Regions from separate parts of the Homo sapiens genome. Here region 2 is linked to region 1. Evidence: chromatin loops called from intact Hi-C (ENCODE). Cell type or tissue: IMR-90. All regions are shown on one strand. Each heading gives the region's core, and the rest is flanking DNA. Links, peaks and the distances in the headings are about the cores only. Region 1 holds the start of LOC105378027 (a long non-coding RNA gene). Region 2 overlaps LOC105378027 (a long non-coding RNA gene).

Region 1 (6,487 bases), core at 2,032-4,531:
TTGCTAGGGAAAAGTTTTCAATACCTATGTTTCAGGAAGGGTGTATTGGTTTTATATGTATCTTTACATTTTTCTCTTTAGGATATATTTCCAAAACACGATTTATATTGTGAACTGCATCATGTATGAACTGTTTCTAGACTACTTGAAAATGTACCAAAATAAAACATTCTAATCTGTACAAAATCAATGTCTTGAAACTGAATCCATTTCTAAAATATTACACACGTGACTGGTAAACATGATTATGAATATCATCATATTTTCCAGGTTAATCTGAATTAGCTGCAAAGATAATAATAGATTCAACCTTGGAAAACTATGCAGATTCCAGTTTAAAGTGCTGTGCTACTTAACAAAGATGTACAGTTCTTTATATACCATCTATGCTAAAAATCGCAGGTATTGAAAACTTTTTCCCATCAAGTAATATACATTCTAAAATGCATATTGCTGTATGTTCAGTAAGTGCAAAATAAACTCTCATTAGCTGAAATCTATTCCAGTTTTTTAAACTAATTCTTAAATGTGGAAAATGTAAAAAATGTGTTCTATCATCAAATATTATTTTTCATTATGTATTTCAACACATAATTAAGTTAGCTATTGTTTCACTTGTATTGAAAACCTAGAATCTGAAACCAGCGACTTGTATACAGAGTTATTTCTCAGGCTTTTGTGTCTTCGGTGATCCCGGCTTTTAAGTCATTCACTTTCAATTTCTGTAAAGCTGTTCACAAAAGCTTTACTGGGAGTTTGTTTGTTGCTAAGCTTCATCCATGTTACGGTGCATTATTAAAGTTCATTTATTTTGCCTACTATAGAACATGCCAACGTGAGAATGACACACGGTTTATTCATCTAGTTTGCCACAGGGGGTGTTCAAATTATTTCCAGGTGTCTGATGTTATGATATTCTCATGCAGGTCTCTGGTGGTACCATGTTTTAAGAGTTTCTCTTGGGTGCATATCTCAGCGTAGAATTCTGGGATATAGAGCATATATATGCTCAACTTTAGAAGGAAATAGGCAACAGCAACTTTCTTCATAGCTTCTTTCACCAAGTTAAACCTCCACTTTTTCAAGACTAATCAAGTCACTACTAATTAAACCTATTATTCTTTTCACTGTTAGGCACTTTGCTTAACCCAATAATCTCAGAATTGTTAGGGAACACAAAAATACTGTAACATCTGTGACAATGCAGTTTTCCTAATAAAATATTTTTATTTTTTCATGTGCTTTAAACTGTTTGTTTTGTCAAAGCAGAGAGTTTCCTGACTTAGATGTTGTTAGGGACTTGTCTGAAATTGTGACTTCAGAATTAATTCCTGTTCTCACTAGTATCCCGGTTAGTCAAATCAGACACTTTGTATGAGAAAAAGTTTCACTTCATTTTTTTCAAATCAAAAGCACTTGTTAATATGCACTTGAGGAATATAAAAAACAAAAATGCCTTCTAGAACATATGTAGTAAAATAAATTATTAAAATTAGTTCAATAAAATTAAAATGATGTGAACTTAAAATAATTAATTTTAAGTTGGGTAAATTTCATGTAATACCTCATTATTTAATATGGAATAATTTAATGAAGCAAAAAGCAAAAATTATAGACTAAGAATATAAGCACATGATAATATATTAATCTTTCAGAAAATATCTTCATGCATGTGTTCAACTCTGACATTCAGTTTCTGGAAAAAATTAAATAAGAATACCCCCCTTACTTTAATTAGACATAATGATTTTAAAAATTGTATATTTACAGGAAGGAATGGGACATGCTACTATAAAATAATTAATCCAACATTTACCATTAAAATTTCATTTGTTGATAGGAAGTAGAATATATTTCAACACATAATTATAATGAGGTAAGATGATTTTCTATAATTAAATACTTCAAGTAGCATTTGACAAAGTAAGACTTATCTACAATGTCAAATAAAGGCATATCGCACCTAAAATAAATAATTGTTCATCTGCAACTTTTGTACATCATAATTCAAAAAATTTGATGTACTAAATAGACTCTAGTTACTATTTAAAAAGTTAGAGTAAGTAATCTGTGTTATGCTGGAAATTTGTAGATTCTTTTGTTTCCTCCTAATGATGGATTTAAGGAAAAGGAATTGAAAATAACATTTAAAATTGCTTACATTAAATATGTGAATAAAAGCCATTTTAAAAAGTTTATTATTTCTGACAGCTCATTGCGTTACTCTAACTATACTTTTTTTTTTTTTTTTTTTTTTTAATTGAGACAGAGTCTCTCTTCATTGCCCAGGCTAGAGTGCAGTGGTGCGATCTTGGCTCACTTTAACCTCTGCCTCCAGGGTTCAAGTGATTCTCCCACCTCAGCTTCCTGAGTAGCTGGGATCACAGACACATGCCACATGCCCGGATAATTTTTTTTAGTGGAGACAGGGTTTCGCCATGTTGGCCAGGATGGTCTCGAACTCCTGGCCTCAAGTGATCCGCCTGCCTAGGCCTCCCAAAGTGCTGGGATTACAGGCATGAGCCACTGCGCCTAGGCTAACTATACATCTATAGTTAGCAATTCATTTTCAAAAGCAATTCATCCTTTGGAAACAGTAGTTTGGCACAGAGGAGGCCATAAAATCAGATTTGCTATCAATTCTACCACCAATAATCTACCATGTATCTGATTTAAGAACAGTCTACAAGGACAGAAATACATCATTTTTTATTCCCTGCTCCTTTCTTAACAGAAATATGTATAAGACAGGGAAAAACACAAATTTCTGTAGTGGGATTAGGGGATTTTAATGAAGGCAACAAGAGTAATTTGAAATATCTGATGAGATGAATGAGTGATTTTTATTTTTTGTAAATAGCTATTATATTAAGGAAAGGGGCTTAAGGGGTTTAAACAAAAAACAAACAATATCATGCTAAAAAAGAGTAATTGTGGTAAGTGAGGAGCTTTAATTAAGTCTGTTAAAACTGTCTGTACTCACATTCTTGGAAATAATCCCAATTTGAAGACCACTGTTCAATGACTCCACTAGGTGAAAAATCATCTTCTTCCTATCAAAAGTGAGGTAGACATTTAATACTTCCAGTCAAGCCTGAATCAAGACTTTCTACATTTAAAAAGGCAGATGATGGAAAATTACACTAGAAATCAGCTGGAATGGGGGCAGTGTTGCTCACTGGCTCAGGTTGTGTCTACCCAGGATGACCTGATGTTCTGGTTTGCTTTCCCCAGCAGGATGTGGTGCACCTCTTGTCCCAGCATCCTGGCAGTTTTTCTTTACTTTTCTTCTTTTTCTTTCCAGACAAAAGTGTCCAAATTTAGATAATAAATTATATATCACATACTTCTACCTCAATCCTCTCCCATTTATATGACTTTTTGAGAAACTATGGTTCAAGGTTGATCAATAATTATGTAGAAATGCCCAGAGCCACAGAGTTCTTACATAAAGGGAAAATGTTCTCACCCCTAATTCCAATATTATAGAACCTGAGGCTGTGTGCTTTCTGACTGTAGCTTTATCCCCAGGTCCAAAATAATGAGCTATATAAATGACCAACATAGGACTATTTTTCAATGGGGAAAAAGGCAGGGAAACTGGATATTTAATTTGCAAAATTAAAGCTGGTCATTAGCTTCACAAAGAGATTAGCAGTCTGTCGAATTCTTACATTGATGTTTCTTAAGGGAATAAGATGGAGTGAAAATGTCTGAGCTTTTTATTTCTCAATTTAGCATAGAGTATGTGAATGAGTTACATTCATTTTCGTTCAACATTCACTCTGCAATTATTCATTAAGTATTTAAGGCACCCCAAATGCCTGTCTTCAAGGACTTTAAAGTTAAGTAGGGGAGACAGACAAGCAAAGAATGCAATATAAGGTGGTAGGTACTGCAAAAACATAAAGTGGGAAAACAAAGGAAAAACTTCCAGCATGTCAAAATGTATTAGGAAACCCTTTTGATCCTTCCTGACTTTAGACGAGTAAATAGAGCTCTGTATTTTTGGTTCATGAACGTACTTCCTTAATTCTAACAATGTGAATACACAAGTCCCCCTCCCTGACAAATGTCTGAATCTTAAAGCTGAATGTAATTGGCATCTATTTTTGAACTTTTATGAACTATTTGTGGAGAAACGTTTTGCTTCTTGATGCAAAGCCATGGGCAACTGCAATTCACCACAACTTCTCTCCTGCTGCCTGAATTCTTTGAATAAGGCATTGTGTGAAATTCCGACCTCATTAAATCTGCTGTTTAGCTGTGCTCTGTGCAGCCACTGCGAATCTGCTCTGGGTCAACCCTCCTGCTTGTGAAACCATTTAAGGCAAACAAGATGCCTGAACCATGAGGTGTAACATAATACCAAAGTCAGACAGCCACATTCTTTACTGCTTAAGTAAATTTCTACATTCTTTGCTGATCAAACTAAACTCTTTTTCGTTTTTATTTGGTAGAATCATTCAGACAAAATGTTGCTTCCTCCAAATAATAAACTGCACTGGAGGATCACATAGTTAAAGAGCCGAGAAGCTCATTTCACTTAACCATAGTCTACAAAGGCATAAAAATTCAAGTGGAAAGAGTCCCCCTGGTAAAGTGGATCACTTTAATTCTGAAATAGAAATTGCCTGATGACACCACTTGGACAAATTAAGCAAAATATTTTCTATTCTGCACAGAACAGAAGATTCATTCCAGAATAATTTTACTCTGCTCTAAAGCAACCCAAGAAGTCATTAAGTGTGTGTGTGCTCACGTGCATGCATGTGTTAGGTAGATGGGAAAAATGTCTGCCAGAATTGAGACCATATTCTCATTTCACATGATTTGACAGTTCTTATGAGGCAGCAGTGACTGTTTTTCTACCTACCTTGGTGACAGTCTCAAATCAATCAGTGACCTAGATGGAAAAGATTTTATAGCCCATTACCCAAGCCTTCAGTCATCCCACTGGTATTGTGACCGAACTGATTTTCAACTCCAAAAATAGACTCTGCTACTGAAGTTATGAGATTTTCCAGACAGAGACAACAATGTGATCGGCTTGGAGTAGACCTACAGATTTCTTCAAAAGTATTTGTGATATATTTTTATAACTTCAATTATTCACAATGCCTCAAATAAGCACCATTGTTAAGTTTGAAAAGTTATATATGTGATATATTAGCATGACATATTAATACTTAATGTGGAAACACATAACAAATTCATTAAAAAGACTTTTTTAAGCTCTTTGAAGTATGTGAGTTTTTATTATTTTTTAATTTTAATTTGATTTTTCCTATGATATATTTAAATAGCAACAATCTTTAATAGTTGTTTTAACCTTGCTAGAAAGAACATTTGTAGATATTCATAATTTAATTTTTTTAGAATATTGCTTTTTATACTTTTTAAAAACATTTATGGGTACATAGTAGGTATATATTTATGGGGTACATGAGATGTGTTGATAGAGGAATGCAATGTGAAATAAGCACATCATGGAGAATGGAGTATCCATCCCTTCATGAATTTATCCTTCGAGTAACAAACAATCCAATTACCTTCTTTATTTGAAAGTATATAGTTAAGTTATTATTATGGTCACCCTATTGTGCTATCAAATAGTAGGTCTCATTCATTCTTTCTATTTTTTTTGTACCCATTCACTGTTTATATCTTCCCCACCAACCCCTCATTACCCTTCCCAGACTCTGGTAACCATGGTTCTACTCTCTATTTCCATGAATTCAATTGATTTGATTTTTAGATCACACAATTAAGTAAGAATATGATGTCTGTCTTTCTGTGCCTGGCTTATTTCACTTAACAGAAAAATCTCCACTTCCCTCCATGTTGTTGCACATGACTGGATCTCATTCTCTTTATGGCTGATTAGTACTTCATTGAGTATATGTACAACATTTTCTTTATCCATTCATCTGTTGACAGACACTTAGGTAGCTTCCAAAGCTCAGCTATTGTAAACAGCGCTGCAACAAACATAGGAGCGCAAACATTTCTCTGATATACTGATTTATTTTCTTTTCAGTGTACACTTAACATGGATTGCTGGATTATATGGTAGCTCAATTTTCAGTTTTTTTGAGGAAACACCAAACTGTTCTCCATAGTAGTTGTATAATTTACATTCCCACCAAGAGTATACAAGGGTTCCCTTTTCTCTACATCCTTGTCAGCATTTGTTATTGTCTGTCTTTGTGTATAAGCCATTTTAATGGAGATGAGATAATATCTCATTGTAATTTTGATTTACATTTCTGAGATGATCGCTGAGGTTGAACACCTTTATATGTATCTGTTGGCCTTTTGTATGTCTTCTTTTGAGAAATACCTGTTCAAATCTTTTGCCCATTTTTAAATAGGCTTATTACTTTCTTCCTATAGAGTTGTATGAGCTCTTTATATATACTGGCTATTAATCCTTTGTCAGAGGGTAGATAGCAAATATTTTCTCGCATTCTGTGGGTTGTCTCTT
Region 2 (6,487 bases), core at 1,661-4,160, 85 kb before region 1:
ACTGACAGCTTCCAACATGCTCCTGGAAAAGCCAAAGACACTCAATGCCAGCCTTTAAAAGCATCCAGGAGTGGGGCTGTACCCTGAAAAGCCACAGGAGCAGAGTTACCCAAGACCATGTGAGCCCACCTCTTGCATCAGCATGATCTGGTTGTGAGACATGGAGTTAAAAGGAGATCATTTTGGAACCTTAAGGTTTAATGACTCTCCCATTGGATTGCAGACTTGCTTGGGGCCTGTAGTCCTTTTGTTCTGGCCATATCACCATTGTATCTGGGAAGTAACTTACTTGCCTTTTTTTTTTTTTTTTGAGATGGAGTCTCGCTCTGTTGCTCAGGCTGAAGTGCAGTGGTGTGATCTTCGCTCACTGCAACCTCCAACTCCCAGGTTCAAGCAATCCTCCTGCTTCAGCCTCTCAAGTAGCAGGGATTACATGTGTGCATCACCATGCCAGCTAATGTTTGTATTTTCAATAGAGACAAGGTTTCACCATTTTGTCCAGGCAGGTCTTGAACTCCTCACCTCAAGTAATCTGCCTGCCTTGGCCTCCCAAAGTGCTGGGATTACAGGTGTGAGCCACTGTGCATGGCCACTAACTCGCTTTTGATTTTACAGGCCCATAGGTAAAAGGGGCATACCTTGTCTCAGATAAAACTTTGGACTGTGGACTTTTGAGTTAATGCTGAAGTGATTTAAGATTTTGGGAGACTGTTGAGAAGGCAATATTGGTTTTGAAATGTGAGGACATGAGATTTGGGAGGGGCCAGGGTGGAATGATAGATTTGACAGTGTCCTCACCCAAATCTCACCTTGAATTGTAATAATCCCCACATGTCAAGAGTGGGGCCAGATGGAGATAATTGAGTCCTAAGGGCAGTTTCCCCATACTGTTCTCATGATAGTAAATAAGTCTCATGAGATCTGATGGTTTTATAAAGGAGTGTGTCCCTTCACACACTCTCTTGCCTGCCACCATGTAAGAGGTCCTTTTGTTCTTTCTTTGTCTTCCACCACGATTGTGAGGCCTCCCAAGTTATATGGAATTGTAAGTCCATTAAACCTCTTTCCTTCATAAATTACCCAGCCTTAGGTATGTATTTAATAGCAGCATGAGATCAGACTACTACATGCCTCTGTTTGACCACCACGCAGATCAAAGTATAAAACATTCTTCACCCTCCAGTGATAATCACTATTTGACTTATATTATAGGTTAGTTTTGCCTAACCTTGAACTTGGCATGAATGAAATTATGCCATACACTATGTACACTTTTGCATCTCCCTTCTTTAACAAGACAAAATATCTTTAAGATTCTTCCATGTTACTGTATGCATAAGTAATTCTGTCTTCTAATTTCTGAATAGTGTTTTATTATATTCTCCAATTTGAGAAAAACTGAGTTGTTTCCATTTTGGGACTATCATGAAAGAGTCTTTTTTTTTTTGAGATGGAGTCTTGCTCTGTCACCCAGGCTAGAGTACAGTGGCGCGATCTCGGCTCACTGCAAGCTCCGCCTCCCAGGTTCATGCCATTCTCCTGCCTCAGCCTCCAGAGCAGCTGGGAGTACAGGCGCCTGCCACCACGCCCGGCTAATTTTTTGTATTTTTAGTAGAGACAAGGTTTCACCGTGTTAGCCAGGATGATCTTGATCTCCTGACCTTGTGATCTGCCTGCCTTGGCCTCCCAAAGTGCTGGGATTACAGGCTTGAGCCACTGCGCCCAGCCTATGAAAGAGTCTTTCATTAACATTCTTGTACAAGTATGTTTGTGGACCTAAGTAATCATTTCTCTTGAGAAGATTCTTAGAAGAATTGTTGAGTCATATGCTAGATATATGCAAACAGTATTCCCATAATGTTTAATCATTTTATACTCCTTTTCAATTAATGAGCATTATGGTGACTCCATATCTTGCCCTCACTTTGCATTTCTGGTCTTTTTAAGTTTTACCTTTAAAATGTTTTTATAATCACATTTCCTTGTGATTTTTATTTGTATTTTCTAGATGACTAATGATGTTGAGTGTCCTTATACACCTTTCAGATACATTCTTTGGTGAAACACTTGTCCAACTATAAATATTCTGTCAAAAATTAGAAGAAATAGAGAAAAAGAGATTATAAAAAGATAGAGACTGATGAGAAAAATGGAGTTAGGGATACAAAACTTTAAAACTTTGTCCATCTCACATACATATACACACAAATAAAGACCCTTTTAAAAGGACAGCACTATTTTCCACATCATAAATTATGAAGAAATGCATAAATATTGTAATAAATTGCCACTTTTTTCCTTGAAAAAGGCCAGAACTTTGCTTGAGGAAGTGGGCATCAAAAAGATTTCAGCTTGTGATTATTATGAATTGGTAGAGGGAGGGTTGTCTGAAATGTGTTGGAAAGTTGTAACACCAGATGGGGATGTGTGGCTCACAGCTCACATACAGTGAACTGAGGTAGCTGGTAGATGTTTGAGATGTGTGTGTATGTGTGTATTCTTTGCATTAGTATGCAGTTCTGTTCAGCTAGGTGCAGTATTTTTCTTTATTCAGGTAGTATCTTTTGCAGAAGAAATTATACATAAGCAAAGGCAAAATTTGTGTTATGCTCAAATTGTTCCCTGTTATATCAAATGTGTTGGAACAAATCCATGTTTCCTGAATAAGTGTTAGAGCAGAACAGACTGCATCCCCTTTTGAACATAATTTCCAAGATTTATGAGTAACAACATAAAATCCTTGGCTAATTGAATTAACAAATGTAAAAACCTTGAATACTTAAATGAAGAGTTGGCAAACATTTCCTCTAAAGGGCAAGATAGTAAATATATAAAGCTTTGCGAGTGATAAGGTCTTCAATGCAATTACTTAATTCTGCAATAGTGGTGCAAAACATCCATAGACAATGTGAAAATGAATGAGTGTGATTGCATTCAATTAAACTGTAGTAGTCCCCCTTATCCACCGGAGATACATTCCAAGACACTCAGTGGATTCCTGAAACTGCAGATAGTACCAAACCTTAAATATAACTATGTGGTTTTTTTTTATTTGATAACCAAGAGGGCTCCTAAATGACTAACAGGTGGGCAATATCTATCACGTGGATTTTCTGGACAAAGGGATGATTCACATCCTGGCAGGATAGAGCAAGATGGCGTGAGATTTCATCATGCAACTCTGAATGATGCAAAACTGAAAACTTATAAATTGTTAATTCCTGAAATTTTCCACTTAATATTTTTGGACTGTGGTTGACTGCATGTAACTGAAACTATGGATAAGTAGACACTACTGTATTTATGAAAGCAGACAAAGTGGGAAGTTTATAAATATTTGCTTCTTACTTTTACATGCCATAGAGAGCTATAACTGGGAGAAATTAATAAACTTGCAGTTTTGCCACTTTAATAAATTATAAAAAGGATGGATGAAGCTGGTGAAAGTCATTGTATATCTATTCTTAAGCTTTTCTAACCTGCTTAAAATGCTTAAGGACAATTTGCATTGTACCCTCCAGACTTTGTGAAATAGAAGTTAAGTTACTTTATTAAAATTTACAATTAATAGTGATTGAGGCTATTCTAGAATGAAGCAATAGTAATGGAAAAATACTAAAAATGTTTATGTAAGGTAATTTTTTTCAAGGAAAAAAAAAGAAGTTTTAACCCAAAATGAAGTCTTAATTATCTAGAATATGAATGAGTACAGTGAAGGACAAAACTTGAATGCTTTTAGCAAGTTGTAGAGGATTTAGGGGAAAGTAGTTTCTCATTTTCCTTGATTTATAATACTTAAGTCTGAAAAAGGCTATGAAATATGTTAAAATTTTGGAAAAATTGCTCCAATTACGGGCTAATTCACAAGATAATTATGTTATAAATTGGAGAGAGAAACTCATGAAACATTTATTGCAAGAAACTGTGTTCATCCAAATCTAGGTTTTGTCTTTTCCCTGTTAAAATAGTAAATTGGTCTTATAAATCTTAACAATGGCTAGTGAAAAGTATTCTTTATACTCTGTGTAACATGCTGGTATCATAGAGATTCCAAAACTCACCAGAATAATTTTCTCTGTTCTGTGGTGACTTTATCAGGTACTTGATTATTACATAACATTTTTAAAATAAAAAATTAAAAACCAAGGTTTCTCACTTGCATTAACATATTTATGTTTATTTTTAAATACTTTGTCACTTTGATTGAATATGTAACTAAGTCATCATTTCCTAGATGTCCATGAGCATATTTCATTATTGCAGTCAAATCTCCTGATATTCTTTTGCTTTTGCCTTTGCAAGAGCAGAACCAACAAATAAATAAATAAATAAATGAAAATTAATGATGTATTTTACCTCTACAGTCCTCTTTGAGCTATTCCAGAAAGCTGCAAAAAATCAAACATTTTTTATTTTACATTATAAAAATAAAAGTGGTAGAAATAATTCGACTTGTTTGGTATGCTCATTTTTGTTCATTATTATGTTGGTGCAAAAGTACCTGTGGCTTTTGCCATAACTTTTAATGGCAAAAACCACAATTACTTAATAGCTCAAGACTATTAAGAGCTGCATGGGAAGAGTTGTTGACCCAAAAAGATGCTCAGACTTTTCAAGATTAAGTTTGTATAGGTAAAATATTTTTAATACAAATATTTCAGATATTTTATGTTTTATAGAAAGGACCTGCCGATTCTTTTATGGTTGCACTGTCCATAATATTCTTACACTCAGGGCTGCTGGGCACGGTGGCTCACACCTGTAATACCAGCACTTTGGGAGGTCGAGGTGGGTAGATCACTTGAGGTCAGGAGTTCAAGACAGCCTAGCCAACATGGTGAAACCCCATCTCTACCAAAAATACAAAAATTATCCAGGTGTGGTGGCACATGCCTGTAATTCCAGCTACTAGGGAGGCTGAGGCAGGAGAATCACTTGAACCTGGGAGACAGAAATTGCAGTGGGCCGAGATCACGCCACTGCACTCCAGCCTGGGTGACAGAATGAGACTCCATTTCAAAAGAAAAAAAAAATGTGATTCACTGTAAAGTTTTACCAAACACTTATAGTATATATTTAATGGAATTGAACAAATAAATAAATGGATTGTAGATGACTGGAAGCAGATTTCTCACTGTTGGTGTAGGAGGCTACAGATAAGCAAGCAGAAGGCTAAAAGGATCCATGTGGTATTGGATTAGAATTGGAAAAAGCATTAGGAATGTAGATTATCTCAGTATAAATAAGGACAAACAGAAATATTTAAGTTATGTGTGTACATGTGAATATACACACACATATTTTCTTGCTCCGTCAACTGAGAGGGCAGAGAAGCAACACCAGTAGCTGTCAACATGCCTCGTGATCAAATCTTGGTTACTAATAACATTCACCAATTAAAAGAACTGAGATCCTTAGATAAATGGCTGACACTTGGACTAGGGCAATAAATATACAACATGGAGCAACTCGTAGTATCTAGAAGTCAGGAAGTCTTACACACACACACACACACACACACACACACATACACACACACACACACAAAAAGATGGGGCTATGTCAAAGAGACATGGAGGTTCCAATTGCCAAAGCTAGAACAATTTGGGCAGAAATAATGTAGTATTGGATTATAACTCAAAGAAGAAATTAAAGAACTGTAAGTCCATACTGATTATATTAGGCAGTTCTCATGTTGCTATAATGAGGTTACCTCAATTATACCTGAGGCTGGGTAATTTATAATGAAAATAGGTTTAATTGACTCATGGTTCTGCAGGCTGTACAAGCATGGTGATGGCATCTGTCCAGCATCTGGGGAGCCTGCAGGGAGCTTTTACTCAGGACAGAAGGTGAAGCAGGAGCAGGTATGTCACATGGCAGGTAAGAGTAGGAGCAATAGAGGAACAGATGGGAAGTGCCACACACTTTTAAACAACCAAATCTCACAAGAAATTATTCACTATCAAGAGGACAGCACCAAGCCAGGAGGTATCCACCCCAATGGCACAAACACCTCCCATAAGGCCCCACCTCCAACACTCGGGATCACATTTCAACATGAGATTTGGGAAAGACAAATATGCAAGGCATGCCACTGATATACATAATTGAACAAATAAATACATGGAGGAGAATAGATAAATCTGTCATGCAGAAAGATCCCAAATAATTTGTGCAGATGCTCTGCCCTCACAAAGGTTGAGGCATAGCTCATAACTTCCCACTCACTATTATTGGTTGCATATAATGACTTCCTCCCATGAATGCAGTATGGAATTAGAGAAGAGTAACTTTGCAATGAAAAAGCATAACAGACACTAACTCATCCAGGTGTTGAACCATTTTTATAGTATGCATTCATGATTTGATGTGATGAGGATGGCATGTTTCCTCTGTGATTTTTCTCACAAAACCCAATAACCCCAGTCTACCCATGACAAAAACATGGGATAAATCACAATCTAGGGAAATCCTACAAAATACT

What was found. Hi-C counts contacts between places; a loop is a spot of excess contacts. Peaks named below come from ENCODE experiments on the same cell type or tissue, not always from the same donor. Only the 100,000 strongest peaks of a DNase experiment are listed, where the experiment ranks them.
Region 2: it touches region 1 in a loop (2.6-fold over the local background); 2 of 110 quality-filtered maps call a loop at or near these places.

Annotation. Positions count from the first base shown.
Region 1 is chr6:140,535,799-140,542,285 of GRCh38, reverse strand. LOC105378027 (a long non-coding RNA gene) reads right to left here and starts at 3,796. Exons shown (of 8, transcript XR_001744387.3): 1 at 2,984-3,796. In IMR-90, for the core only: a CTCF peak has its summit at 3,162; a DNase peak (open chromatin) is centred at 4,335; H3K27ac peaks cover 2,001 bases.
Region 2 is chr6:140,620,288-140,626,774 of GRCh38, reverse strand. All of the region lies in intron 3 of LOC105378027 (a long non-coding RNA gene), which reads right to left. All of the region lies in intron 2 of LOC105378026 (a long non-coding RNA gene), which reads left to right. Among named protein-coding and RNA genes, the nearest start is that of MIR4465, 60 kb to the left of the region's middle. In IMR-90, for the core only: no CTCF peak of the experiment used is centred there; a DNase peak (open chromatin) is centred at 3,124; H3K27ac peaks cover 409 bases.